Linked DNA regions of Mus musculus: region 2 is linked to region 1. The links are chromatin loops, found by intact Hi-C in ENCODE. Cell type or tissue: heart. All regions are shown on one strand. Links, peaks and the distances in the headings refer to the core of each region. The heading gives the core; the rest is flanking DNA. Region 1 has its middle 28 kb from the start of Efcab14. Region 2 has its middle 17 kb from the start of Cyp4a31.

Region 1 (15,563 bases), core at 3,211-11,210:
AGGCATGTCTCTGACACCCAGCACTTTTTGAAGGGATGAATTACCCATTCTAGATCTCAAGAGAGAGAGAAAGGAGAGTCACTGGAAGACAGAATGCCTTTGTTTCTTGGCCCTTGTCTTCTGTCATTCACATCATCTTTTCTGCTCTTAGCTATTTCCCAAGATTAACAAATGAACTGGAGTTCTGACACCCAACACTTTACGCCTCTCTGAGGTCAAGCAGGACCTACCAGGTAGCAAAACTGCTCTGAGTGCAATTACCTATGGGTCCTGACCCCACCCTCTGGCTGCTGGGTGAAAGAGCAATACTTAGGCTTAGCACAGTTTTCAAAACTTCAAGAGCTACCTGAACCCCTGTGTCTCCCTTGTTCCATCTATAGTCCTGTCCTGGGGAAAGCTATTAAGATCTAGTGAATCTTTTTAAAAGTAAAAGATGACAAATAAAATCTGGAGCTGGACAGATGAATCAGTGGTCATGGACACTTGCCTTTCTTGCAGAGGACATGGATTTAGCTCCCAGCACCCACCTGAAAGCTCACAACTACCTGTAACTGCAACTTTAGGGACTCTGGAGCCTCTTTTGATCTCTCCAGTCTCCTGCACCCTGGTGCACATATGCACATACACATAAATAAAATACATATTTTTAAATAATAATAACAATAGCAATAAATAAAACCATGGAAATAACAAGTGTTTCAGGGCAAAGTGGAGGATTAGATGGAAAAGATCCAAACATACATGTAACATGTGAGCTGCAGTGCAATACTGCCTATGTACAGGTGAAGTAGGGGTGTGAGAGCTGAGTAGAGAGAAAAGCATGTTCTGAGGGGACCAGTGAGGACACTGGACACTTCTCTGAGAAGGTGACAGGCTGCGGGCAGTGGGGAGGCTGTCCTGATGGGAGAAGTAAGAGGGAAAAGGTAGGCAGCCTCAAAGCAATCACGGATGACAGGAAACAAACAGGAAGTGAGACAGCAATACTGAGCAGACAGAAGGCACATGGGGGAGTTAGCAGAGCCTCTGGGCTCTGCAGTAAGCCCTGGGACCTTCATGCCTACAGTTCCACCCGAGCCCTTGTCAGAGGGAGCTTCTACACCCTCTAAAGCCTGGCCTGGGAAGCCTTCTCAGCTCTCCCCCACCTCAGGCAGAAACACTTCCCTCCATGAGAACCCCTGCACATTTCTCTTTCTGACTGCAGTTCATACCGTGACTTCTGGCCTTCTTCAGCTGTGTTATTTTCACTTAACCTTTATAAATACCTTCCATCATCTAGAATTACCATCTTCATGCCATAGGAGAAACTGAAACTCAGAGAGGTAGAGGCAGCAACTGAAGGTGACTCAGGACCTTGGAGAGCACAAAACCATCCTTTTCCCCTTTGTTGGGACCATCTGTATGTACATCAGCCATCTGTATAAGAATGAGTGAGCCAATTCTAAGAAGGAGCAAAGTGTCCACACTTTGGTCTTCGTTCTTCTTCAGTTTCATGTGTTTGGAGCTGAGACAAAAGGATGGACCATCTAGAGACTGCCATATCCAGGGATCCATCCCATAATTAGCCTCCAAACAATGACACCATTGCATACACTAGCAAGCGTTTGATGCAAGGACCGTGATATAGCTGTCTCTTGTGAGACTAGGCCAGGGCCTAGCAAACACTGAAGTGGATGCTCACAGTCAGCTATTGGATGGATCACAGGGCCCCCAGTGGAGGAGCTAGAGGAAGTATCCAAGGAGCTAAAGAGATCTGCAACCCTGTAGGTGCAACATTATGAACTAACCAGTACCCCGGAGCTCTTGTCTCTAGCTGCATATGTATCAAAAGATGGCCTAGTCGGCCATCACTGGAAAGAGAGGCCCATTGGACAGGCAAACTTTATATGCCCCAGTACAGGGGAACACCAGGGCCAAAAAATGGGAATGGGTGGGTAGGGGAGTGGGGGGGGGGGACTTTTGGGATAGCATTGGAAATGTAATTGAGGGAAAAAATGTAATAAAAAATATAAAAAATAAAAAAAGAATGAGTGAGCCATCTTAGTATATATGCATCCCCTTTGGACTGCCTGCTTTGTATTCACAGGAACAGTGTCAGCCTCAATTACACACCACCTACAGCAGATCTAGCTCAGGACCCATGGAAAATCAAGACTCAAAAAGAGAGGGACAGCTTGCCAAGACCACACAGCAAATCAGGATTGGTGCCAGGTTACAACCCAGGTCATTTGACTCTGAGACAGAACTTAGGCCCTTAGAAACTAAAATGACACTTACGTCCCTCCCAGAGTCTACTCCTTCACTTGTAACTGTCTAATTATATACCTACTAATCCTATTACATTCTGTATGTCCTGAACCTTGAGTTGGAAATCCACTTCAGGGCACAGGGACTGCCAACTCCACCTACCTGCTCACAGCAAACAAGCTAAATTGCCACTCAACCATGGGTCGCTGGCAGATTTGCCTGCAATTCAGAGGTCAGCCTGGGAACACTTAGAGGACACAAACATGCATGGAAACATAAACAGAAAAAAATGTTGTTGTTTAGCCTGTAGATGTGATTTGGGGAGATAGCTACAGAGACAAGACCTGTAAGATAGTGAGAGACAGCCTGAGGGGGACAGGGAAAAGAAAGACCTTCCCTCTGAAGAAAGGGAACTGCAAGAATAAAGGCCCAGAGGTGGAAAAAAGAAGAAAGTATTCAGAAGCCTGCAACATTGTGGTGATTGTGATGAAATCACAGAGCAATATAAGGGTAGAGGGAGAGAAGATGGAGTGTTAACTGAGCAAAGCCAGGAGTCCTTCCCACATAAGGAAGAAAAGTTGGCACTTCAAGAGAGGGGAGTAGAGTGAGCGTCTTTGCTCACACTTTGCAAATCTTTCTCATCTGGAGAAGGCCCAGGACAACCTGTACCTAGAATATTCTCCCCAACTAAAACAACAGCCCTATCAAGAAGCCTTCTGCAGCCCATGCTTGTAGCCAGTCTCTCTCTAGTCCCTAGTCTAACATTCCTAAGGGCTAGTGTACACCCATAGCTCTGATTATACAACTCAGTAAACACATAACAGAACGGGGGAGAATGTTATTCTAATCTGCAATCTTTCCAATTGGCCTAGGAAGACGACAGACTTGTTCCTAAGATGAGAACTTTCTTTCAGTTGAAGAAGGAAATAAGAGAAAGAATTTTGAGATGAAATTACCCTGCCTGTAGATTAGCTGTGGACCGAGCAAACAATGGACTGTGATGTTTACTTCCGTCTTCCCCACCACATACCTCTTCATCAGCTAGTCCTGCAAGTCTTTTTAATCAAAGTGAAGTTCTTGATGTGTAGATTCAAAAGCCTAAGCCTGAAGACCTCTAGCCCAAATACCAGATTTGGAGAAATGCATGCTACATTGAAGCCACTTTCCCATGGTTAAGACCAAAATAGAACTTAATGCACAGCAGAGGAGAGAAGAGAAGATGAGACGAAAACCAATAAGACCAAGAGAAACATACTTACATCACCCATGTGTGTGTGTGTGTGTGTGTGTGTGTGTGTGTGTGTGTGTGTGTGTGTGTGTGTGTGTACAGCAGGCCCAGGTCATAGACATATGACAGTTAGACAGTAGCTAGGAATAGAATGCCCTGGAGGGCTTGCTCACCCATACACCACAGCGCACGTGTTTCCCTGAGACCTCTGCTGCAGGAGATACCTGGCTTTTCTGTTTAAGCTAGCCTTCCTCATCACATGGCAGTTAGACTACAAAAACAACCAATGAGAGAGAGCCTAACAGAGACCTACTGCCCTTCAAGACAGCATAATCTCAGAAGCAAGTAGCGTCACCTGTGCCTCCTTGGGTTTATTAGACGCAAACCTCACAGAGCATCTCATACCCAAAGAGGGATTGGAATGAACTCAGTCCTTGTTTAAGATTTGTTTATTTTGTGTATAAGAGTTTTGCCTTTGTGTATATGCCTGACATGTGTATGTGCACTGTGTGAATGCCTGGAACCCATGAAGGTCAGAAGACAGTATCGGATCCTCTGGAACTGAAGTTCCAGATGACTTGTTAGCTATAGTGTGAATGCCAAGAATTGAAGCCAGGTCCTCTGGAAGCATAGCCAGTGCTCTTACCCTCTGAGCCATCGCTCTAGCCTGGATCTCAACTCTTGGTAAAAAGAGGCCAAAAAACCAATGGGTGCATCTGGAGGATATCATCCTGAGTGAGGTAACCCAATCACAAAAGAAATCACTTGATATGCACTCACTGATAAGTGGATATTAGCCCAGAAACTTAGAATACCCAAGATACAATTTGCAAAACACAAGAAAATCAAGAAGAAGGAAGACCAATGCATGGATACTTCATTCCTCCTTAGAATAGGGAACAAAATACCCATGGAAGGAGTTACAGAGACAAAGTTTGGAGTTAAGACGAAAGGATGGACCATCCAGAGACTACCCCACCCGGGGATCCATCCCATAATCAGCCACCAAACTCAGATACTATTGCACATGCCAGCAAGATTTTGCTAAAAGGACCCTGATATAGCTCTTTCATGTGAGGCTATGCCAGTGCCTGGCTAATACAGAAGTGGATGCTCACAGTCATCTATTGGTTGGAACACAAGGGCCCCTAATGGAAGAGCTAGAGAAAGTATCCAAGGAGCTGAAGGGGTCTGCAACCCTATAGGTGGAACAACAATATGAACTAACCAGTATCCCCAGAGCTCATGTCTCTAGCTGCATATGTAGCAGAAGATGGCCTAGTCGGCCATCACTGAGAAAAGAGGCCCCTTGTTCTTGCAAACTTTATATGCCCCAGTACAGGGGAACACCAGGGCCAAGAAGTGGGAGTAGGTGGGTAGGGGAGCAGGAGGGGGGGGAGGGTATAGGGTACTTTCGGGATAGCATTTGAAATGTAAATGACGAAAATATCTAATTAAAAATTGGAAAAGAAAAAAGATAGAGGTGGGAGGATAGGACTGGTTTTCTTCGACCATACACTGAAACAGATCCCAGATGGTCATTCTTGAGAACCAAAGGGCACAGTGACTTCAGAGCAACAGGACTTGAGGAAACCTGGCCATGAATGTCAGTTTGCTTGACTGCTACCACTTAGACAATGACTCTCTGCCCAGGTGTCATGACTGATCATCCCAGAGCATCCAACTCTGCAGCCTTTAGTTTCTACTTGTGCATACACACTTGCTTTAAATCTGCGAACATGTATTAGCTCCAGAGTTTATCCCAGCAGGACCAGGCAGGCAACTTTGCAGACTTGGGATATTCTCTAGAACTAACTTAGAAACTGGCTGGAGCTCTGCCAGGCATACTGGGGGGGGGGGGGGGGGGGAATGGTTTCCCAGTAATCAAAATCCTAAACTAAACATCTGTCAGAAACACATGGAGGTGGATAATGAAAAGCAAACTTTGCACTTTGTATAGGAAGTGCACAGCACAGAAGAAGCTGCCAATTTCTGGGGTGAAGAGTGACAGGGTTGTATGGTCTGAATCAGTAGAAAGGACATACAAGTGTTTCCCATGAAGCAGAGGTGTCTTGATGCACAGCAGAGGGTACCTGCTGGTGAGTAAAGAGAATTGTTGTAGACCAATGAGAGCTGGAGAAAGGATGCACAAGTCTATTGGTAGATGCCAGATTGAATGTTTTCAACTTGGTGTGTGTGTGTGTGTGTGTGTGTGTGTGTGTGTGTGAGAGAGAGAGAGAGAGAGAGAGACAGACAGACAGACAGACAGACAGACAGAGGGACAGAGAGAGACGGAGAGAGACAGAGACAGAGAAACAGAGACAGAGAGAAGAATATTTATTATATCTCTGGACTGACAGGTACTACTGTATCTCAGCAGCTGGAGATCAGAGGAGCTAGCAAAATCTGAAATCTTTTCAACCTCTCTATAGAAGATGATGCCCACCAATATGTATTCAAAGAGCCCTTAAACAAGAAACATTTTTTAAAAAAAAAAAAAAAAAACATGGACCGAAGCACCCAAGATTCAGAGTATCCTACAACACAAATGCTAATGTGTTGCTCTGACGAAATGTGCATTAAGAAGCCAGGTGGTAATGGCCCATGCCTTTAATCCCAGCACTCAGGAGGCAGAGGCAAGTGGATCTCTGTGAGTTCTAGGCCAGCCTGGTTTACAAAGTGAGTTCCAGGATAGCCAGAGCTACGCAGAGAAATCCTGTCTTAAAACAACAACAAAAATGGGAGAGAAACAGAGAGAGGGGGGGCACTAAGACAAGCAAGGAGGAAGCTGCAGAATACATTAAACTTTTGGCCAAGAAAATGAAGGAAGCCAGAGAAAACTGCCGGGAATAGATTGTGGGGAAACATAGGCTGGCCTCCCTAAGAGCTTCTACTTCTGAGTGGGATTCCTGTCAAGATTAAGTCTCTAAGAGTGACAGACTTTGGAGCACTCACATAAACAGGATATCTTCATCAAATTCTTCTTTAAGGGCTCAACATTCTATGCAGAAAAAGAAAGACTGTAAGAGCCAGAGATAAAGGGTGGCTCCAGGAAACAGCATCTTCTAGACATAACAAGATTGACACACATATGAACTCAGACACTATGGCAGCCCACACAGGGCCTGCCTGCAAAAGTTCAAGGCAAGCAGGGTCCCAACACCATGAGAGGGAAGCAGATTAGGATCCCAAGCCTAATCAAGAAGATTATCTGCAACTGATACTTGATGGCAAAGGAAAAAAAAAATCAGTTTTCTCCAGTGGAGTCTCACTGGTTATAGTAACCACACTTCAGAGGAGGCCCCTAGCCCGGTAGTAGATAGCAACACAAATCAAACTCAACAGTATCTTTGTAGATGTTTTTGCCTCATTTTGCATTTTTTTAACATTGGCCTTTGGCATGTATATTTTGGTTTTTGTTTCTATGTTTTTGTGGTGATGTATGTTTTTGTGTTGTATTTCTTGTTTTTCTTATTTTGGCGTTGTTGATTTTGTTTGTTTGAAAGAGAGAGAGAGGGGCCTGGAGTTAGATGGGGAGGTGGGGAGGATCTGGGAAGAGTTGGAGGAAGGAAGAGCATGATCAGACTATGTTGCATAAATTGTTCTCAATAAAAATAATGTGTTTAAAAGTCACAAATATGATAAGATCTAAAAGCAGACACAAAACAAAATTCCTGAACTATGAGATTATAAATCCTGTCAAAAGGCCTGGGCTGCGGAAGTCACGTGACCTACCAGGGAAGCAACTGTTATTGTTTTGCTAAACAGATCTGCTTCTCCATAACTAAGTTAATGTCGGTGGAGGAGTGCTGCTGTCAGCAAATAACAAGCTACAAGTGAATGAGTATCCAGTCAAGAGTGAGACACGGATATCAGTCCTACCCACCCAACCAAGGATCAGGGAACAATGCAGAAGAAAAATGTAGTAAGTGAAGGATCCGTGTGGAATGCTGAGTTCTGCTCATGATCTTACAGCAGCTGCGACCGCCTACACAACATCTGCATACGATTAGGTCCTTCGCCCCCTTCCCATCGAAGGGAGAAGGAAGCACGCTTCCTTCCTGAGGACTTACATGTAGTCTCAGTTGATGAGGGAGAGATATTTCCTTTAGTTACAGATAAGGTACAGATTGTGCCTGTAAACAATCCTTCAGCCATGGCCCTGTAATCAACATTGATGAAACGCACTGGGTCGTGAAAATTTTAGAAAGTAAAGATATGAAAGAATTACAGTTTCTGATCTAAAGAAGTGAAGGCTGCAGCTCTCAGGCTTCAGACATAGTCTATGCCACTAAGTCACCAACATTTGTTCTGAGACTACTGTGAGGAAGCACTAATCCTCAAGAGCCAGAAAACCTGGGTCAAAATTCCAGGCAAACCATATACCAGCTCCAAGGCCACCGGACAGTCTCTGAAACAGATTCCATCTGGGAAATGGAGATGGGTATCCCTGTCAGGCAAAGTTGTTTAAGGTTAAAGCAATACATGTAGTTATGACTTGGATACACTGTGTTCAGTAAATGTCTGTCGTTTGTTATCTGCCTAAAACTCTGCAGAAGTTCTGGTCGGGAGAGGATCCTAAACCAAGCTGCTAAGCTAGATGTTTCTATGTTTCAGTGCTTCCCTCTGCTGGCCAAAGGAGGTAGCTCCACTGGGGGCGGGACGGGGGAGAGAAAGAGAGCAAAAGAGCGAGGGAGGGAGAGCGAGAGCGAGGGAGGGGGGCGGAGGGGAGGGAGAGAGGCCAAAGTCTGGCCTCTCGAGGCCAAAGTCTGGCCTCTCTGCTGGCTACCAAATCCCCCAAGGAGGTAGATGTGGTGTAGCACAAACAATCTCAGCTATCCAGCGGCCGTGTGAAGGTACATGCAGCCCTTCGCCTCTCTGAGCCTATCTGCTTAGCTGTAAGAATGGAGTGACAATCCCTACCATATTTCAGAATTGCCGTGAATCCCAAATGGCCATGCCTTTGGGACACTTTCCTAAGCTAACCTCAAGTGCTTTGTGGTCAAGCACTTTGATGTTGGGCATCCAAAACCCCAAGGAGGATCTGAGAAGTTGGCCCTGCACTTCAGTAGTCCCTCTCCAGGGGAAGAGGAACGTCTTTGTCTATGCATGTATCTTGGAGTATTTCCCCTATACGTTCCTTTAATGGTTTCATAGTTTGGGGGCTGACATTAGGCCATTTTGAATTGATTTTGGAGCAAGGTGAGAGGCAGAGACACTTTGTTTTTCTATGAATGAGCAGTGGTTTGAATGAGAACTTTCACTCATAGGCTCACATATTTAAATATATGGTCCCTGTGGGTGGTGCTACTTTGGGAGGTTACGGAATCTTTGGGACAAGAAACTTTGCTGCAGGAAGTATGCCGTTGGGGTGGGCTTTCAGAGCTATGGCATCACCTTACTTCCAGCTCACTCTCTGCTTCCTATATATGGATGGAGATGGATGTGATCTCTCAGCTTCCTGCATTGGCTGTGTGCTGCCCTGCCTCCCCTGCCTCCCCTGCCATTATTGACTCTTCCTCTGGAACCAGAAGCTGAATAAATTCTTTCTCCTTTAAGTAACGTCCAGCCATAAGTTTTATCACAGCAACAAAAAGTAACATATACACTGAATATTCCATTTTCCCAGCATTTCCACTACATTGAAGACACTATCTTTTCTTCAATATATGTTTCTGAAGTCTTCATCAAAATTACATGGCTAAAAAAATCCAGACTAGATGGAGGCAGGGTGGTCTCCAGGCCACATCCTTCTGAGGAGCTCTTGACACTTGCTACATCTGGGGAGAGAGAATCACTCTTTCTTCTTTTCCTTGTTTACAATATGTGCTACTAACAGATTTCCCATGCTCCATTGTCTGTCCCACACCCCAACATCCAAACACAATGTGCACAGCAGCAACTGAGGCTTAGTAGATTAAAAAAAAAAAAAAAAGAGGTTAGGAGGCAAGTGTGTTGAGGGGTTTGAGGGAAGTTGGATGGGGAAAGTGGGAGGTGGATATTACCATGTTTCATATATATGTATGTGTGTGTGTATAAAATTTCTCAAAAATAAAGGAAAATTACTCTTCTAAAAATTATGTGTTGGGGCTGGAGAGATGGCTTGTCCCAAGCTAGTATCTCGCCGGCAAGAATTCACTCGGACAACCGGATTCTTCTACAGCAAAGCTTTATTGCTTCATCTGAAGGAAGACCCCAAACCCGGAAAATGGTGCTGCTTATATACCCCTCCGTGTGACGTGTCAGCTCCTGATTAGCTGCTCACTCATCACCCCACTACTACGCCCCGGGGTGGGCAGTGACTTGGCATGAATTTACTCTTGCACCTGCGCACATTACTTGTTTACCAGTTAGGCACAGTGGAGGCCAGCACCATCTTGTAATGGCGATTGCTCACGGCTCTCCACAATGGCTCAGTGGCTAAGAGCACTGACTGCTCTTCTGAAGGTCCTGAATTTGAATCCCAGCAACCACATGGTGGCTCACAGCCATCTGTAATGAGATCTGATGCCCTCTTCTGGTGCGTCTGAAGATAGCTACAGTGTACTTAGATATAATAATAAATAAATCTTTTTTTTTAATTATGTGTTTATAGCTGTGCGGATTTAATTTTAATCTTTGGGTTCTAGTCCACTGACCCTGTTTCTTAACCACCACCATGCTGGTTTTATAACTATGACTCTGTAATATAGTTTGGAATCAGTTATGGCTCCAGCCAGCATTGTTCTTTTTGCTCACAATTGCTTGGGTTATTAAGAGTCTTTTTGTGATTTTTATACGAATCCTAGAATTTTTTTTTCTATTTTGTAAAGGATGTTATTGGAACTTTGATGAGGATTAAAGATTAATATCTAGAAACTGTAAAGAACATGTAGAGACTGCCATATCCAGGGATCCACCCCATAATCAGCATCCAAACGCTGACACCATTGCATACACTAGCAAGATTTTATTGAAAGGACCCAGATGTAGCTGTCTCTTGTGAGACTATGCCGGGGCCTAGCAAACACAGAAGTGGATGCTCACAGTCAGCTAATGGATGGATCATAGGGCTCCCAATGGAGAAGCTAGAGAAAGTAGCCAAGGAGCTAAAGGGATCTGCAACCCTATAGGTGGAACAACATTATGAACTAACCAGTACCCCGGAGCTCTTGACTCTAGCTGCATATATATCAAAAGATGGCCTAGTCGGCCATCACTGGAAAGAGAGGCCCATTGGACTTGCAAACTTTATATGCCCCAGTACAGGGGAACACCAGGGCCAAAAAGGGGGAGTGGGTGGGCAGGGGAGTGGGGGTGGGTGGATATGGGGGACTTTTGGTATAGCATTGGAAATGTAAATGAGCTAAATACCTAATAAAAAATGGAAAAAAAAAAGAAATGGGCAAAAAAAAAAAAAAGAAAAAAAGAAAATGTAAAGAACCAAAAAAGAAGAAAAAACATCAAAGTTCAAATAATCCAGTCAATACATGGGCTATTGAAATCAACAGACAATTCTCAAAGGATAAAGCGCTAATGGCCAATAGACATGAAAAAAGGGTGTTCAACATTTTTAGCAATCAGGGGAAGGCAAGTTAAAACTACATTAAAGTTCTTTCTCACCTCTGTCAGAATCGTTAAGAAAACAAACACTGGCAAGAATGTGGGGGAAAGGCCAGCCTTCTATACTGATGATAGGATTGTAAGTGCTCCAGTCACTATGGAAATCTAAACCTGAAAACAGAACACCATATGACCTAGCTAGACCACTGCTGGGTCTACACTGAGAGAACTATAAATCAGCCCACTACAGAGACCCACATAGCTATGTTTATTGAAGCACCATTCATAATAGCTAATGTGTCCATCAGCAGATGAATGGATAAATGTTTTATAAATAAACAATGGCACTTTATTCAGTCATGAAGAAGAATGAAATTATGTCATTTGCTGAAACATGGATCCACCTGGAAATCATCATATTAAGCAAATTAAGTTCAACACACAAAAAATGACAGATATGTCTTTCTTATTTGTAGCTCCTATAGACACATAAAACCATATGTATATATGATGTGAAAGCAGAAAGGAGATTAGAAGAAGGGGGAGACTATCAGAGACTGGGAAGACTAAAAGGAAAGAACAGAAGAGGTATGGATATAGTCAAAGCACATTATATACTTGGAAGAAATTGTCTATATTAAACTCAACACTAAATATAATGAAAAATACACTCGTAAAATATTTTTAAATTTTTAAAGCAGAGAGAGAGAATCAGGGAACAATATTTAAAGTTTCCATCTGTGGCAGCAAGACCATTACTGTCTCTCCCCAACGCACAATGTGCTTGCATCTCAACCAGTAAAACTATCACAGCTTAAAATGTTAGAAGTTTAAAATGCACAGAATAACTAAGCTATTAAATGTCCTCAGTAGAGGTTTAGCAATAAAGCACACTACAGACTACTGGTTCTTGATGCTTGTGATCCTATAGCTGACAGTGTCTGGAACTTATTGTCACTACCTGTTATCAAAAGAGAATATCAAACCATACAACACAATCCTTCATATGATTCACACTGGATTCAAATCACTCTCCCACCACTGAAAACTCAAAAATCATCTTTTGAACTATCCTAATCTGGCAACTGTTTATATAAAATAAGTAGGCATAAATATAAAACACGTTTATGAAAGATCTATATACAAGTAATTGCACTGCAGTACTAAGAGAAACTTCCTTAGTTAGCCAAGTCATCAAGGCTAACATCACCATTAATTAGAAAAATATGTTTGTCCTTAGATAACATGTCACTGATATAATAACATTCCTGCCTAAAAAGCTTAACCTGAATCTGTCATGAGGATATAAATAATTGTTGACAGTATAGTAAATGTCCTGAATGTCTTAAATCTAAACTTAGAGACTTGTTTTAAAAACAGCCTGTAGCCTGTACTTTCAAAGATATCATTGTGGGCTGGAGAGATTGCTCAGTGGTTAAGAGCATTGGCTGCTCTTCTAGAGGACTCAAGTTTGATTCCCAGCACACATTGTGGCTCAAAATCCCCTGTGAATCCAATCCCAATGGATCCCATGCCCTCTTTTGGCCTCTTCAGGAACCAGGTGCAGAAGTGGTACACAGACATATATGCAAGCAAAATAACCATATACATAAAGTAAAATAAAAATAAAAATTTTAAGAATACATCTTCAAAGCCAAACCTTATATCAATCAATAACAAGCTGAGAAACTGTTCCAGGTTAAAGAAGAAGAATAGAGAAAGCAACTGAATACAATGTGAGATCTTTGATTGGATCCTAAAGGATATTAATGGAACTTAAACAATATGTTAAAGGGTGCTAATGAATCAATGTTAAATTTCCTGAAAGTAATAATTATGTTATTGTCATTCAGAAGAATGCTCTTCTATGCCTTATATGGAAATTTCATAATTTGACAGTTAATTTCAAATAATTCAAAATAAAATAAGATATTGATATTTATATGCAAATAGAGGGCTAAATAAAATGTTGCAAGAGTGTGTGTGAGTGTGTGTGTGTGTGTGTGTGTGTGTGTGTGTGTGTGTGTGTGTGTGTGTGTGTTGATTTTTACTCTTGTAGACAGGCTATGGCCCTAACATTTTTTCAACAATAAGCAATTGGAGGGGAGATTATACAGCTAGATATTAAAGAATGATTAAATGAATGAAGACATTTATCTCAGGTTCATAAATAAATATTCTTAATATATGTTTAAAAATGGCTCAGTCTGAGCAGTAGAGAAATGAAAGCCAGACTCCAGAAAAATTCTAGTTTTCTCTATTCAATGTATAAAGATCAAGCAGACTGACAAAGCTTAGTGCTAGAGACACTAAGTTGACAATTCTGTTCTACTGTATATTATGGTGCATACTGATATAAACAATTTACTTTCCTATAAAGTTGAATTAGCACTAGCTAAATATTGCAGACACTTTTAAAATAAGTGTGTAAGTTCTTCAAAAAGCTATTAATAGATCCACCCCAGGATCCAGCAATATCACTCCTGGGAATAGACCCAAAAGACTCTGTTCTCCTCAGTGATGCCTCCTCATCATTGAGCATCACTGTTCTAGCCACAACAGCTAGGAAGTGGAGACAGCCTAGATGGCTATCAACTGATGAATGGATAATGGAAGTGTATGGCCTGTATATAATAGAGTGTTATTCAGCAGGAAAAAAAAAAAAAACCGAGCTGGACACCCGCAAGGACCCACACAGGATACCTAAGACCTCTGGTGATTGGAACACAGCATCTGCTCCAATCCAATCTCGCAGGACCTGAGACTGCATTAACTAGGGAAGCAGATAACCCGGCCTGATCAGGGGCACAAGTCCCTTCCGGTCCACTCCAGCACTGGGGTTCCTTGCGCGTGGAGTTTCCAGACACCCCCAAGGTCCTCACAGGACCCTCCATGAGATCTTAAGACCTCTGGTGAGTGGAGCACAACCTCTGCCAAAAGACAGGTTCAAACACCAGATATCCGGGCACCTTCCCTTCAAGAAGAGAGCTTGCCTGTAGACAATACTCTGACCACTGAAGCTAAGGAGAGATCTAGTCTCCCAGGTCTGCTGATAGAGGCTAACATAATCACCTGAGGAACAAGCTCTAACCAGTGACAACTATAACAACTAGCTTCAGAGATTACCAGATGGCGAAAGGCAAATGTAAGAATCTTACTAACAGAAATCAAGACCACTCACCATCATCAGAACGAAGCACTCCCACCCCACCTAGTCCTGTACACCCCAACACACACGAAAAGCAAGACCCGGATTTAAAAGCATATCTCATGGTGATGGTAAAGGACATCAATAAGGACTTTAATAACTCACTTAAAGAAATACAGGAGAACACAGCTAAACAGGTGGAAGACCTTAAAGAGGAAATACAAAAATTCCTTAAAGAATTGCAGGAAAACACGACCAAACAGGTGATGGAATTGAATAAAACCATCCAAGACATAAAAAGGAAAATAGACTCAATAAAGAAAACCCAAAGTGAGGCAACGCTGGAGATAGAAACCCTAGGAAAGAAATCTGGAACCATAGATGCGAGCATCAGCAACAGAATACAAGAGATGGAAGAGAGAATCTCAGGTGCAGAAGATTCCATAGAGAACATCGGCACAACAATCAAAGAAAATACAAAATGCAAAAACATCCTAACTCAAAACATCCAAGAAATCCAGGACAAAATGAGAAGACCAAACCTACGGATAATAGGAGTTGATGAGAATGAAGATTTTTCAACTTAAAGGGCCAGTAAATATCTTCAACAAAATTATTGAAGAAAACTTCCCAAACCTAAAGAAAGAGATGCCCATGAACATACAAGAAGCCTACAGAACTCCAAATAGACTGGACCAGAAAAGAAATTCCTCCTGACACATAATAATCAGAACAACAAATGCACTAAATAAAGAGAGAATATTAAAAGCAGTAAGAAAAAAAAGGTCAAGTAACATATAAAGGCAAGCCTATCAGAATTACACCAGATTTTTCACCAGAGGCTATGAAAGCCAGAAGAGTCTGGACAGATGTTATACAGACACTAAGAGAACACAAATGCCAGCCCAGGCTACTATAACCGGCCAAATTCTCAATTACCATAGATGGAGAAACCAAAGTATTCCACGACAAAACCAAATTCACACATTATCTCTCCACGAATCCAGCCCTTCAAAGGATAATAACAGAAAAAAACAAATACAAGGATGGAAACCACATCCTAGAAAAAGCAGGAAGGTAATCCCTCAACAAACCTAAAAGAAGACAGCCACAAGAACAGAAGGCCAACTCTAACAACAAAAATAAAAGGAAGCAACAATAACTTTTCCTTAATATCTCTTAATATCAATGGACTCAATTCCCCAATAAAAAGACATAGACTAACACACTGGCTACACAAACAGGACCCAATATTCTGCTGCTTACAGGAAACCCATCTCAGGGAAAAAGACAGACACTACCTCAGAGTGAAAGGCTGGAAAACAATTTTCCAAGCAAATGGTCTGAAGAAACATGCTGGAGTAGCCATTCTAATATCGAATAAAATCGACTTCCGGGGCT
Region 2 (15,563 bases), core at 2,990-10,989, 160 kb before region 1:
GTTGTTTCCCTAATTTCTTTCTCAGCCTGTTTATTCTTTGTGTAGAGAAAGTCCATTGACTTGTTTGAGTTAATTTTATATCCAGCTACTTCACCGAAGCTGTTTATCAGGTTTAGGAGTTCTCTGGTGGAATTTTTAGGGTCACTTATATATACAATCATATCATCTGCAAAAAGTGATATTTTGACTTCCTCTTTTCCAATTTGTATCTTCTTGATCTCCTTTTGTTGTTGAATTGCTCTGGCTAATAATTCAAGTACTATGTTGAAAAGGTAGGGAGAAAGTGGGCAGCCTTGTCTAGTCCCTGATTTTACTGGGATTGCTTCCAGCTTCTCTCCATTTACTTTGATGTTGGCTACTGGTTTGCTGTAGATTGCTTTTATCATGTTTAGGTATAGGCCTTGAATTCCTGATCTTTCCAAGACTTTTATCATGAATGGGTGTTGGATCTTGTCAAATGCTTTTTATGCATCTAAGGAGATGATCATGTGGTTTTTGTCTTTGAGTTTGTTTATATAATGGATTACATTGATGGATTTTCGTATATTAACCCATCCCTGCATCCCTGGAATAAAACCTACTTGGTCAGGATGGATGATTGCTTTAATGTGTTCTTGGATTCGGTTAGCGAGAATTTTATTGAGGATTTTTGCATCGATATTCATAAGAGAAATTGGTCTGAAGTTCTCTATCTTTGTTGGATCTTTCTGTGGTTTAGGTATCAGAGTAATAGTGGCTTCATAAAATGAGTTGGGTAGAGTACCTTCTACTTCTATTTTGTGAAATAGTTTGTGCAGAACTGGAATTAGATCTTCTTTGAAGGTCTGATAGAACTCTGCACTAAACCCGTCCGGTCCTGGGCTTTTTTTGGCTGGGAGACTATTAATAACTGCTTCTATTTCTTTAGGGGATATGGGACTGTTTAGATGGTCAACTTGATCCTGACTCAACTTTGGTACCTGGTATCTGTCCAGAAATTTGTCCATTTCGTCCAGGTTTTCCAGTTTTGTTGAGTATAGCCTTTTGTAGAAGGATCTGATGGTGTTTTGGATTTCTTCAGGATCTGTTGTTATGTCTCCCTTTTCATTTCTGATTTTGTTAATTAGGATTTTGTCCCTGTGCCCTTTAGTGAGTCTAGCTAATGGTTTATTTATCTTGTTGATTTTCTCAAAGAACCAACTCCTCGTTTGGTTAATTCTTTGAATAGTTCTTTTTGTTTCCACTTGGTTGATTTCACCCCTGAGTTTGATTATATCCTGCCGTCTACTCCTCTTGTGTGAATTTGCTTCCTTTTTTTCTAGAGTTTTTAGATGTGTTGTCAAGCTGCTAGTATGTGCTCTCTCCCGTTTCTTCTTGGAGGCACTCAGAGCTATGAGTTTCCCTCTTAGAAATGCTTTCATTGTGTCCCAAAGGTTTGGGTACGTTGTGGCTTCATTTTCATTAAACTCTAAAAAGTCTTTAATTTCTTTCTTTATTCCTTCCTTGACCAAGGTATCATTGAGAAGAGTGTTGTTCAGTTTCCACGTGAATGTTGGCTTTCCATTATTTATGTTGTTATTGAAGATCAGTCTTAGGCCATGGTGGTCTGATAGGATGCAGGGGACAATTTCAATATTTTTGTATCTGTTGAGGCCTGTTTTGTGACCAATTATATGGTCAATTTTGGAGAAGGTCCCGTGAGGTTCTGAGAAGAAGGTATATCCTTTTGTTTTAGGATAAAATGTTCTGTAGATATCTGTCAGGTCCATTTGTTTCATAACTTCTGTTAGTTTCACTGTGTCCCTGTTTAGTTTCTGTTTCCACGATCTGTCCATTGATGAAAGTGGTGTGTTGAAGTCTCCCACTATTATTGTGTGAGGTGCAATGTGTGCTTTGAGCTTTACTAAAGTGTCTTTAATGAATGTGGCTGCCCTTGCATTTGGAGCGTAGATATTCAGAATTGAGAGTTCCTCTTGGAGGATTTTACCTTTGATGAGTATGAAGTGTCCCTCCTTGTCTTTTTTGATAACTTTGGGTTGGAAGTCGATTTTATCCGATATTAGAATGGCTACTCCAGCTTGTTTCTTCAGACCATTTGCTTGGAAAATTGTTTTCCAGCCTTTTACTCTGAGGTAGTGTCTGTCTTTTTCCCTGAGATGGGTTTCCTGTAAGCAGCAGAATGTTGGGTCCTGTTTGTGTAGCCAGTCTGTTAGTCTATGTCTTTTTATTGGGGAATTGAGTCCATTGATGTTAAGAGATATTAAGGAAAAGTAATTGTTGCTTCCTGTTATTTTTGTTGTTACAGTTGGCATTCTGTTCTTGTGGCTGTCTTCTTTTTGGTTTGTTGAGGGATTACTTTCTTGCTTGTTCTAGGACATGATTTCTGTCCTTGTATTGCTTCTTTTCTGTTATTATCCTTTGAAGGCCTGGATTCGTGGAAAGATATTGTGTGAATTTGGATTTGTCGTGGAATACTTTGGTTTCTCCATCTATGGTAATTGAGACTTTGGCCGGGTATATTAGCCTGGGCTGGCATTTGTGTTCTCTTACTGTCTGTATAACATCTGTCCAGGTTCTTCTGGCTTTCATAGTCTCTGGTGAAAAATCTGGTGTAATTCTGATAGGCCTTCCTTTATATGTTACTTGACCTTTCTCCCTTACTGCTTTTAATATTCTATCTTTATTTAGTGCATTTGTTGTTCTGATTATTATGTGTCGGGAGGAATTTCTTTTCTGGTCCAGTCTATTTGGAGTTCTGTAGGCTTCTTGTATGATCATGGGCATTTCTTTCTTTATGTTTGGGAAGTTTTCTTCTATTATTTTGTTGAAGATATTAGCTGGCCCTTTAAGTTGAAAATCTTCATTCTCATCAATTCCTATTATCTGTAGGTTTGGTCTTCTCATTGTGTCCTGGATTTCCTGGATGTTTTGCGTTAGGATCCTTTTGCGTTTTGTATTTTCTTTGACATTTGTGTCGATGTTCTCTATGGAATCTTCTGCACCTGAGATTCTCTCTTCCATTTCTTATATTCTGTTGCTGATGCTCGCATCTATGGTTCCAGATCTCTTTCCTAGGGTTTCTATCTCCAACGTTGCCTAGCTTTGGGTTTTCTTTACTGTGTCTACTTCCCTTTTTAGTTCTAGTATGGTTTTGTTCATTTCCATTACCTGTTTGGATGTGTTTTCCTGTTTTTCTTTAAGGACTTCTACCTGTTTGGCTGTGTTTTCCTGCTTTTCTTTAAGGGCCTGTAACTCTTTAGCAGTGCTCTCCTGTAATTCTTTAAGTGACTTATGAAAGTCCTTCTTGATGTCCTCTATCATCATCATGAGAAATGTTTTTAAATCTGGGTCTAGATTTTCGGTTGTGTTGGGGTGCCCAGGACTAGGTGGGGTAGGAGTGCTGCGTTCTGATGATGGTGAGTGGTCTTGATTTCTGTTAGTAGGATTCTTACGTTTGCCTTTCGCCATCTGGTAATCTCTGAAGCTAGCTGTTATAGTTGTCTCTGTTAAGAGCTTGTTCTTCAGGTGACTCTGTTAGCCTCTATAAGCAGACCTGGGAGGGTAGCACTCTCCTTAGTTTCAGTGGGTAGAGTATTCTCTGCAGGAAAGCTCTCTTCTTGCAGGGAAGGTACCCTGATATCTGGTGTTCGAACCGGACTCCTGGCAGAAGTTGTGTTCCACTCACTAGAGGTCTTAGGATCCCTTGTGGAATCCTGTGTGGGCCCTTGCGGGTGTCAGGCGACTCCGCTGGCAAGATAGCCCGGGGCTCGAGTGGAGCAGAAGGGGCTTGTGCCCCAGGTCAGGCCCGGGTAGTCTGCTTCCCTATGTACCGCAGTCTCAGGTTCCACGTGATTGGATTGGGGTCGGCGCTGTGTTCCACTCACCAGAGGTCTTAGGATCCCGTGGGGAATCCTGTGTGGGCCCTTGTGGGTGTCAGGCAACTCCGCTGGCAAGGTAGCCCGGGGCTCGAGTGGAGCGGAAGGGGCTTGTCAAAGCCTAATTTTTTAGTGCAGAATTCTACCAGACTTTTGAAAAAAAAGTTAATAAACACCAATACTCCTCAAGTTATTGCACAAAATAGAAACAGAAGGAGTATTGCCCCATTCTTCCAGCTCCAAGCACCTAAGTGAGACCTGGCATTGTCCTCAGTGATGAGGGTCTAAACAAGTGTGAAAATGTAAATAAATTTGGAAGTGTAAAGTATTTTATGATACTCTGAAACATAGGCTACCTTCAAATCTCCAGTAGGGCACGTATGGTGGCTTCCCAGAACTAAATTCTGTAAACAGAAAGAAACAGGTCTCCTGGTAGAGACAAGCCCCAAGCAACCTCAATGCTTGGATGCCTCCACAGCATACAGCAGAGAGAGGAAGGCAAAGCAGGCCTTTGGCACCATTGCTACAAGCATAAGGATGACAGGGCCTCGGGGACTCTCTCCCCAAGAGAGCACCACTTGCCTTCACCCAGGGCAAATGGGGATAGGGATGGTCTAGAAGCCCACAGTGCTAGGAGCCTGCCACTGGAAGGGAACTCACCAGCATCACCCGTGTGGACTCAGCAAATATGGCCACATAGGGCTTCAGCACATCATAATGGAAGCCAGGTGTGAGCAGCTTGCGGTGCTGGAACCATTTTGGCCCTTCCAGAACCAGTAGGCCTTTTCCTGAGAAGGGAGGAGAGATGGAGGCTGTGAAGTCCAGACAATCCTACTCTACCCCTGAGAGCTGAGATCAATCACAGCTTCTGACAATCCCAAGCCTGGAACACTACATGGATGGGGGACAGGCACTACAAGACCCAGCCGAGACTCTGGTCCCAATCCCAGTCTGCTAGTATCCAACATGGAGAAGGTAGCAGACCTTAACTAAGTCAATTAAGTCTAGGATTGTTGCCTTCCTGTTAACCAGCCCTTTCTTAGCTCCCAGGAAATTGCCATGGGCTTTTGTTTTTGTTTTGGTTTTGTTGTCTTGTTTTTTAAAAGAACTTGGGAGACATATATGACCTTGGGTCAAGAAGGCACAGTGAACTCGAGAGAGATGTGTCAAGAGTCCTTAATGCTCTTACACAAGACCTGGCTCAGTTCCCAGCACATACACAATACCTCCCAACCACATTTAAGTCCATTTCTCGGACATTCAACCTGGCTCCACAGGTACCTATGCATAAGTGGCATACATCCACAGAAACATACACACAAATAAATAAAAGTTTAAAAAGAATACGGTATTACACACCATTAATCCCAGCACACAGGAGTCAGAAGCAGGTGGATCTTTGTGAGTTCAAAGCCAGTCTGTTCTACATAGATCAGCTAAGGCAAAATAGTGAGACCTTGTCTCAAAATTAAGTAATTAATCACTCAATTAAAAGAAGATGACTCAATGGCTCCCAATATCTTCAACATCAGTCTACATAATAACAGCTAAACTTGGCCCATCTTCCCTGCCCAGCCTCATCTACTAATAGAAGTCTGCATTCTACTCAAGTCCCTCAGACACCTTGCAACCTCAGTGGCCAACTATTATTTGACCTCTCCTCAGACCCTTCTTCTGGAAAACACCACCATTATAATATCCTACATGATCAACTCTAGGGTTGCCCCCCTCTAGGAAGCCACTCTTCAAGCACACATTGCCTAGCCTCTGCTTGGGAGGAAAGTGGAATGTCCAGCAAGGATATCCCCTGACAGGTAGAAGCTCTTTTATTGCTCCCCCACCTCCCCACAGAGACACTAAGCTTAGGACAGGCAGGCCAATGGAGGGGTGACCACTGTGGCAGGGCAGGATTCTGGTCACTTAGCACAAGGGAGGGAGGGAAGACACAGAAAGATAGACGCTTACTTACCGATCCACTGGAGGCAGAAGTCATAAACATATGCAGCCTTCAGGGCTGCAGGACAAGGGGACATCAGTCAAGGAGAAATAGGACATTCTCAAATGAGGAATAGTGATAAATTAGGTAGGGATGTGGTCATTCTTTTCCCAGAGTCTAGACACAAGCCCTGACCTCACCCAACTTCATCCCTGGGGCCATGATTTCCAGAAAACCCCACCCTCTCTCTAGGGCACCTTACCCGCTTGACTGTATACAGCTTTAGAATAGTCAGGCTCATAGATGTTCAGGAAAACAACAAACTGTCCAAGCCAGAGTGGGTGGGCATAGGGGAACTGTTCGGTCCATGTACCCACCTTGTCCAAGTCTCCTAACTTCTGGATGTGAAAAAGTAACAGAAGACAAGGACTACACGGGAGCACAGAATTCCCAGCATATACCAGGTTTCTGGGCAGAGAAGGAAGGATACTGTCCATTCCCCTGGAATCTACTTCCATCCTCCTGTTTCATGTACATTTCTAATACCCTCTCCAGTCCCAGAACTGCTGCTCTAAATCCAGGAATCTTTGTCTCACCCAAGCCACTCCCCTCCAAGACCCAAGAGATTATCCTACCACCAGCTGTGCCTTCTCTGCAAGTCTGGCCCCAGTGTTCTACAGAGTTTGCTGTAATCTCCATGCAGAATCATCTTTCTGAATACTCAATTCCACACAAAACGTTGCCTTATGTGTGCAATGGCAAGGAGCAAAAGTGATAAAAATCATCTTTACCTATAGATAAAAGGAACACTCCTGCCACCTTCCTCCTTTCTGGCTGGCATCCCTGAACTTCTCCCTTCTGCCCTGTTTCTCTTCTTTTCTGTCTGCACTTAAAGTGACCAAGGTAACACCATCTTGTTCTGACTTCATTTTGTATCTGCTTAGAGATTTTTCAACACTCTTCCCTCCCAATAGCCATGTGTTCTGGCAACACATTTCTGTGTCTCCAAACATGACCCAGTATATTAACCAAAATAATTGTCATGTTATATCAAATAACTAAATAATGTTACAAGCTTACTCTGACCCTTCGCTAGCATTGATGTAATTGTGGGTTTTCTCTTGAGAAGTGCTGTACCCCTGAATTTTGGCACCAAGAAGCTCTGAAGCATTAACCTACTATTGGCTGCCACTCAAAATTAAAGAACTCTGATACACTTAATTGGATTAATTACTCTTAATTAATTACTTAATTTGATTAAATCCTCTTAATTGGATACTCTTGAATGGGTTGTTCCCCAGCTTGGGGTTCCTTACATTCTGCTCCTGTCTTTCCCAGCTCCAGGCAGCATTCCTGTGCCCTTCTGTAGCATCCTAACCATAGACATGAGACCTTGGCCTCAGTCACAGACTGCCATGGCCTCCCTTGAGACAGCCTTCTCCTATGAGCCCTGATTGTCCCCAGGAGCCCATTAGAGTGAAGACAGCTCTCAGCATCTGGACCCATTTTGCAGCTGTAATCCCTCAAAATGACTGCTGAGACATTGCTCTTCTATGGGTCATGTGGTTGCTGGCAAACTTCTCTGAGTTATACAACAAATGCCTCAGATTTATCCTCTGGTGCTGCAACATGACCACCACTATCAGAGCTGGGACAGATTGTTTTCTCACAAAGGAAGGAAACAGGAAAACAGGACATAAAGATAAGTCACTGCACCCAGCTCCTGAGCAACCTGCCCCCAACCCTTCATTTGCACCAGTGTTAAACCCAGCAGCAGTGAGCAATGGGAAGGACTTGCTCTCCAATAGTCTGAGTAAGTTACACTTCAGGAATCAGATAAGAATGGGACATCAATGAAGCTTAATTGAACCATGACCTTTCATAAGTGGGAACAGTGCATTCAAAGGCCAACAGAACTATCTCAAGAGATAGAGCTGACCGGAAATCATGACTGAGCTTCCTTCCTGTCAACAAATCCACTCAGGCCATTCCCTAATGGACCTAAAGATCAGTTAGGCAGTATCCAAGGAACAAGTTCCCTGCTTCTCCAGTGTGAGGGAGCTACAGTGCTCTTGGGGACTGCTTGAGGATAAAATGTATCTGCGTGGGGAGATGGCTCAGTAGGGAGAAACACTTGCTTCCCAGGCATGAAGACCTGAGTTTGAACTCCAGCCCCCTACTTAAAAGACAGACATGATGGTTAGCATCTGTAAGCCAAGGGTGAGATAGAAAGATGGAGGGAGGGGATTGCTGACCTGCCAGTGTTTCCAAAATGGAGAGCAACAGGTTTAGTAAGAGATCTTCTCTAACAAAGTAAGATATTCATCGGACTGAACATGGGAACCCCAATGGAGGAATTGGGGGAAGGAGTGAAGGAACCAAAGGGGTTTGCAACCCCATGGGAAGAACAACAATATCAACCAACCACACCCCTGCAAACCTCCCAGGAACTAAACCACCAACTATATATATACACACACACACACATACATATATATATATATATATATATATATATATATATATATATATATATATATATATATGAGAATACTCAATACTCATGCACACACACAGAGGTATGTAACAATAATTTTTTAAAAGAAGCTCTCAATTTGAGGTACCTGGTGTCTCTGAATAAAGGAAGGGGTTAGTGGTATAATTTCAGTCCAATTAAAAACATTAAAAATCCAGCTTGCAATCCGATGAACAATGGAGGAGAATCCCTCTTTCTCCACATCCTCAGCATCATCTGCTGTCACATGAATTTTTGATCTTTGCCATTCTGACTGGTGTGACGTGGAAACTCAGGGTTGTTTTGATTTGCATTTATCTGATAATTAAGGATGTTGAACATTTTTTCAGGTGCTTCTCAGCCATTCGGTATTCCTCATTTGAGAATTCTTTGTTTAGTTCTGTACCCCACTTTTAACAGGGTTACTTGATTTTCTGGAGCCCATTCTCTTGAGTTCTTTATATATATTGGATATTAGTCCCCTCTCTGATTTAGGATTGGTAAAGATACTTTACCAATATGTTGGTAGCCTTTTTGTCTTATTGACAGTGTCTTTTGCCTTACAGAAGCTTTGCAATTTCATGAAGTCTCATTTGTCAATTCTCAATCTTACAGCACAAGCCATTGCTGTTCTGTTCAGGAATTTTTCCCATGTGCCCATATCTTCGAGCCTTTTCCCCACTTTCTCCTCTATAAGTTTCAGTGTCTCTAGTTTTAATTGGACATAGTACTACCAGAAGATCCACCAATTCCTCTCCTGGCCATATACCCAGAAGATGCTCTAACTTGTAATAAGGACACATACTCCACTATATTCATAGAAGCCTTATTTATAATATCCAGAAGCTATAAAAAAAAAAAAAAACAGATGTCCCTCAACAGAGGAATGGATACAGAAAATGTGATACATTTACACAATGGAGTACTATTCAGCCATTAAAAACAATGAATTCATGAAATTCTTAGGCAAATGGATGCATCTGTAGGATATTATCCTGAATGACATGACCCACTCACAAAAGAACACATATGGTATGCACTCACTGATAACCGGATATTAGCCCAGAAACTTAGAATATCCAAGATACAATTTGCAAAACACATGAAACTCAAGAAGAAGGAAGACCAAAGTGTGTATACTTCGTTCATTCTTAGAATGGGCAACAAAACACCCATGGAGGAGTTACAGAGACAAAGTTCAGAGCTGAGACAGAAGGAAAGACCATCCAGAGACTGCCCCACCCGGGGATCCATCCCATATACAACCACCAAACCCAGACACCATTGGATATGCCAGAACACTTTTCCTTACGGGATCCTGATATAGCTCTCTCTTATGAGTCTATGCCAATGCCTGGCAAATACAGAAGTGGATGCCCACAGTCATCTATTGGATGGAACACAGGGGACCCAAAGGAATAGCTAGAGAAAGCTGAAGGGGTCTGCAACCCTATAGGAGGAACAGCAATATTAACTAACCAGTACCCCCAGAGCTTGTCTCTCTAGCTGCATATGTAGCAGAGGATGGCCTAGTCGGCCATCACTGGGAAAAGAGGCCTTTGGTCTTGCAAAGATTATATGCCCCAATAGAGGGGAGCGCCAGGTCCAGGAAACAGGAGTGGGTGGGTTGGGGAGCAGGCCGAGGGGAGGGTATAGGGGACTTTCAGGATAGAATTTGAATTATAAATGAAAATATATCTAATAAAAAATTGTTTAAATGAAAAAATCAAATCTTACTAAATACAATAGTAAAAAAATAAAATAAAATAAAAAGATATTGTGAGTTTTTTTCAGATCACAGTGCAATAAACCTATAAATCAATAGCAAGGAAAACTGTAGAAATTACACAAATATATAGAAAGTTAACAAAATACTTGTGAATGAATTGCGAGTTATTAAAAAATTAGAGAAGAAATCAAAAAGGTTCCAGTAAGCAAATGTAAGTACCCATCATCTCTTAGCACCTTCTGCAGTCGGCAAAACTAGGCCAAGAGTAGAGTGGACCCTACACCTCACAAAGACAGCACAGTAGAGCTCACCCCGATGGTAGTGGTGCTATGTGAGCTTGCCCTGAGGGTGAGAGCACAGGAATCCTGTCCCAGTCCATCAAATGGTGTGAAGTGGCCGGGGCACAGGGGTAATGCCCTCCCCTACCTTGCCCCTTGCCAACTGTAGTTAGGAGAGCTTCCTCCAAAGTAATGAAAGGAGAAGAGATGTCTCTGACCCTCACTGGCTATAACATTTAGGAGAATAGGACCTGCATCTTGCCTGAGTAAGACAGTGGAGCTGGCCCTGATGGTGAAGGCATAGCTGAGCCAGCTCTGAGATTGTGAGAGCAGGAGAGCTGCCCAGCCCCTCACTGGTCACAGTACTTGGGAGAGTAGGCCTTGAGCCTTGCATGGAAACCATAGCGGAGCTGAGTCTGGAGTCATGGGTTTTGGTGTGGAGGTCGCAGGTGCATGAGAGGGGGAGAGCTAAGCATGCCTCCAGCCATGGCAGCACTGAGTAGCATAGCTAGAGTGCTAGAGAGTTCACCCTTGAAGGTACAGGTAAGAGAGAACTGGATAGCTAACTAGCTCAGCTACCAACCAGGCCCAGATCCAGGGCTTTGAGTTGACCCACTCCAAAATCTATGTTATCTATAAACTATTTGGGTGCATGGAAGCTGCAAATCCAAAACTACAACACAAGGCAACAACAGGATAGCTAGGAGGAGTCCTGGTGGAGATCCAATATTGATGGTGTCACAGAAGCCAGAGATCCCAAGCCAAACCAATGAGTCATTGCAATGAACATTTGTAAGTTAAGCTGTATGGACAGAAGGATAAACTGCGGGACACACTGTGACATACTATAGCTTCTCCAATGAGATGTTTTCTAACCATTGTTTTGTTTGTTTATTTTTGTTTGTGGTTTTTGCAGAGTGGAGGGAGGTTGTAAGTGTGGAGTGTTAATAGGAAGGGACTGCGAGATGAGTGGGACAGGGATATATGACGTGAAGTTCAAAAAGAATCAATAAAAAATTTTAAGGAAAAAAAGAAAAGGAAAATGAAAGCAGAAGTTTCCAGAACCCTTGAGCTAAGGCAGTTCTAAGGTGAAAGTTTATAGCTATGAGTGCTCACATTTAAAATAAATGAAAAAAATCTCAAATGATGCATCTAAAAGTCTTTAAAACCCGAGAGTAATTCAGATCCACAAGCAGTTGATTATTTGAATAGTTCTTTTTGTTTACACTTACTTGATTTGAGCCCTGAGTTTGATTATTTCCTGCCATCTGCTCCTCTTGGGTGAATTTGCTTTCTTTAGTTCTAGAGCTTCTAGGTGTGCTGTCAGTCTGCTAGTGTGTGCTCTCTCTAGTTTCTTTTTGGAGGCACTCAGGGCTATGAGTTTTCCTTTTAGGACTGCCTTCATTGTGTCCCATAAGTTTGGGTGTGTTGTGGCTCATTTTCATTAAACTCTAAAAAGTCTTTAATCTCTTTCTTTATCACTGAGTAGAGTGCTGTTTAGCTTCCACGTGAATGTTGGCTTTCTATTATTTATATTGTTATTGAAGATCAGCCTTAATCTGTGGTGATCTGATAGGAGGCATGGGATAATTTCAATATTTTTGTATCTTTTGAGACCTGTTTTGTGACCAGTTATATGGTTAATTTTGGAGAAGGCGCCATGAGGTGCTGAGAAGAAGGTATATCCTTTTGTTTTAGAGTAAAATGTTTTGTAGATATCTGTTAAACCCATTTCTTTCATACCTTCTGTTAGTTTCAATGTGTCTCTGTTTAGTTCTGTTTCCAGGATCTGTCCAATAATGAGAATGGGGTGTTGAAGTCTCCCATTATTATTGTGTGAGGTGCAATGTGTGCTTTGAGCTTTACTAAAGTTTCCTGATGCATGTGTCTGCCCTTGCATTTGGAAGTGAAGTTCACAAGAATCAATAAAAACTTTTAGAGAATAAAAGAAACGAAGATGAATGTAGAAGTTGCCAGAACTTTTGGGCTAAGGCACTTCTAACGGGAAAGTTTATAACTATGAGTGCTTACATTTAAAATAAATGAAAAATCTCAGATATTTTAAATATTCAGAATTGAGAGATCATCTTGGAAGATTTTACCTTTGATGAGTATGTAGTGCCCCTCCTTGGTTTCTTACTTTCTTTTTTTTTTAATAACTTTGGGTTGGAAATCAATTTTATTCAATAATAGAATGGCTACTCCAGCTTGTTTCTTGGGACGATTTGCTTGAAAAATTGTTTTCCAGCCTTTTTCTCTTAGGCAGTGTCTGTCTTTGTCTCTGAGGTGGATTTCCTGTATGGAGCAAAATGTTGGGTCCTGTCTATGTAGCCAGTCTGTTAGTCTATGCCTTTATATTGGGGAATTGAGTCCACTGATATTAAGAGATATTAAGGAAAAGTAATTGTTGCTTCCTGTTATTTTTGTTGTTAGAGTTGGGGTTCTGTTCTTGTGGGTGTCTTCTTTTAGATTTGTTGAAGAGTTACTTTCTTGCTTTTTCTAGGGCATAATTTCCATCCTTGTGTTGGAGTTTTCCCTTTATTTCCCTTTGAAGGGCTGGTTTTGTGGAAAGATACTGTATGAATTTTGTTTTGTCATGGAATACATTGGTTTCTACATCTATGTTAATAGAGAGTTTTGCAGGGTATAGTACCCTGGGCTGGTATTTGAGTTCTCTTGGGGTCTGTATGACATCTGTCCAGGATTTTCTGGCTTTCATAGTTTCCAGTGAGAAGTCTGTTGTAATTCTAATAGGACTGCCTGTATCAGTTACTTGACCTTTTCCCCTTACTGCTTTTAATATTCTGTCTTTATTTAGTGCATTTGTTGTTCTGATTATTATGTATCCAAAGGAATTTCTTTTCTGGTCCAGTCTATTTGGAGTTCTGTAGGCTTCTTGTATGTTCATGGGCATCTCTATCTTTAGGTATGGGAAGTTTTCTTCTATAATTTTGTTGAAGATATTTGCTAGCCCTTTAATTTGAAAATCTTCATTCTCATCTACTCCTATTATCAGTAGGTTTGGTCTTCTCATTGTGTCCTGAATTTCCTGGATGTTTTGAGTTAGGATCTTTTTGGATTTTGCATTTTCTCTGATTGTTGTGTCCATGTTCCCTATGGAATCTTCTGCACCTGAGATTCTCTCTTCCATCTCTTGTATTCTGTTGCTGATGATTGCATCTATGGTTCCTGATTTCTTTCCTAGGGATTCTATCTCCAGATTTATTTCCCTTTGGGTTTTCTTTATTGTTTCTACTTCCCTATTTAGATCTTGGATAGTTTTGTTCAATTCCATCACCTGTTTGGTTGTGTTTTCCTGTAATTCTTTAAGGGATTTTTGTGTTTCCTCCTTAAGGATTTCTACCTGTTTAGCAGTGTTTTCCTGTAATTCTTTAAGGACTTTTACCTGTTTTTCTTTAAGTGAGTTATTAATGCCCTTCTTAAAATCCTCTACCACCATCATGAGATATGATTTTAAATCTGAGCATTCCTTTTCGGGTGTGCTTTGGGTTGTGGTAGGTACACTGGGTTCTGATGATGCCCATTGGTCTTGGTTTCTGTTAGTAAGATTCGTAGGTTTGCCTCTTGCCATCTGTTAATCTCTGGTATTAGATGTTCTAGCTGTCTCTGGCTGAAGCTTGTTCCTCCTGTGATTCTGTTAGCCTTTGTCAGTACTCCTGGGAGTCCAACTTTTTCCTGAGTTCCAAAGATCAGAGCTCATTCTTCGGGCAAGCTCTGCTCTGGCAGGGAAGGTGCCCAGAAGTCTGGAGCTCAGATATACCTCCTGAGTCCTGGGGTCAGAGCTTGCCTTAGAGGCTGACTCTCCTCTGGCAAGGAAGGTGCCTAAGGATCTTGGTCTCAGCTCTGCCTCCTGGCTGAGGATGAAGGCCTGAAGGGACCCTGTCCAAGAAGCTCTGTTGCTTCTACCGCTCAAGTGCTTTTCTGAGTAGACTGGTCTCCGTGATCCCAAGATCCTGGGTGTGCTAGGACTCATGCAGCATGGAGAGTCCTCTGGTTACCTTGGGACCCTCCACTGGGTTCGTGCCAAAGACATCGCAGGGCTGGCCCCAACCAAAAGGAATCACAACCTCTGATCAGGCGTGGTTCCTTTGTCCCTGTTTCAGCTGGCATAAGAACCTCCTGGACTTTTTGGAACTGATGTTGAGTTCCACTCACCAGTGATCCCCAGATCCTGGGTGTTCTAGAGGGCCTGGAGTGTGGAGAGTCCTCTGGGGACCTTGGGACCCTCTGCCAGGGTCCCACCAAAGATTGACTTATACATTTCCAAATCACTCATGAAAATCATTGAGAAGACAACACAGCCAGCATCTAGTCACAGGCTGACTATACACCTTACATGAGCTCCCTGGAAACTTTGTACCAACACAGATCATCTCTGACACCTTCTGCTCTGTTGAATATTAAGGGAAACATGAAATGGTTTCTGAGAAGTTCATGGGCTGACATATGGTCCAGAGGCTCAGCCTAACCACCATCTTCTTTACATCCATAGCTAGCCACAAAGTCCCTCTAACAGACTGCCTGGGTTAGAATCTAGGCTGTACCTCTAGCCAGTGAGGTGATCCTGTTAAAACAAATAATTTATTATATGTAGTATTTTGCAAGGAAGTATGTGAAACTTTTTATTCAGTATTTGATCCTGTAATTTACTTATTCAATAAATGCTCAGTCTGACCACATCATGGGATTAACTGGAAGTTGTTTTTTAATTTTCTTTTTTTCATCTTTTTGATAATTTTATACATGAGTACTGTACTTATATCATTTCCATACCTCCTGCTCTCTATTCAACTCCTCCCATTTCTACTCTCCCAGGCTCTGTCAAATTCAAGATATTCTTTCATTATATATTTGGTATGTAGATTCATTTAGGGCTGATGACTTGACCTACCAAGGGTATCATCTTTGGATAAAACTAATTTTCCCCTTCCCATTTGTTGCCTAAGGCTCTTTACCAAGGGATGAAGTCTTGTGACATTTTCTCCATCATTGTTTGCATAGTAACTGATTAAGCAGGTCTTATTTAGGTAACTACATTGTTGAGATTTCATAGCTACAACTCCCCTGCCATGTCTAAAAGACTTTCTGGCCACAGGATTCATGGTCTTCTGACTCTTACAATCTTTTCACCACCACATCTATGACGGTCCCTAAGCCTCAGGTAAACTTGTGTTGCAGATGCACTGTCACTGAGCACCCTGAGCTCACTTATTCTCTGCACTTTGACCAG

What was found. Hi-C counts contacts between places; a loop is a spot of excess contacts. Peaks named below come from ENCODE experiments on the same cell type or tissue, not always from the same donor. Only the 100,000 strongest peaks of a DNase experiment are listed, where the experiment ranks them.
Region 2: a loop joins it to region 1, with 2.8 times the contacts of the local background. A loop is called at or near these places in 2 of 42 quality-filtered maps.

What each region holds. Positions count from the first base shown.
Region 1 is chr4:115,701,910-115,717,472 of GRCm38, forward strand. No RefSeq gene overlaps it. Among named protein-coding and RNA genes, the nearest start is that of Efcab14, 28 kb to the right of the region's middle. In heart, for the core only: CTCF peaks have their summits at 8,097 (motif pointing left), 8,348 and 9,997 (motif pointing left); DNase peaks (open chromatin) are centred at 7,242 and 8,102; H3K4me3 peaks cover 335 bases.
Region 2 is chr4:115,538,871-115,554,433 of GRCm38, forward strand. It overlaps the pseudogene Cyp4b1-ps1. Among named protein-coding and RNA genes, the nearest start is that of Cyp4a31, 17 kb to the right of the region's middle. In heart, for the core only: no CTCF peak of the experiment used is centred there; DNase peaks (open chromatin) are centred at 6,421, 7,441 and 7,811.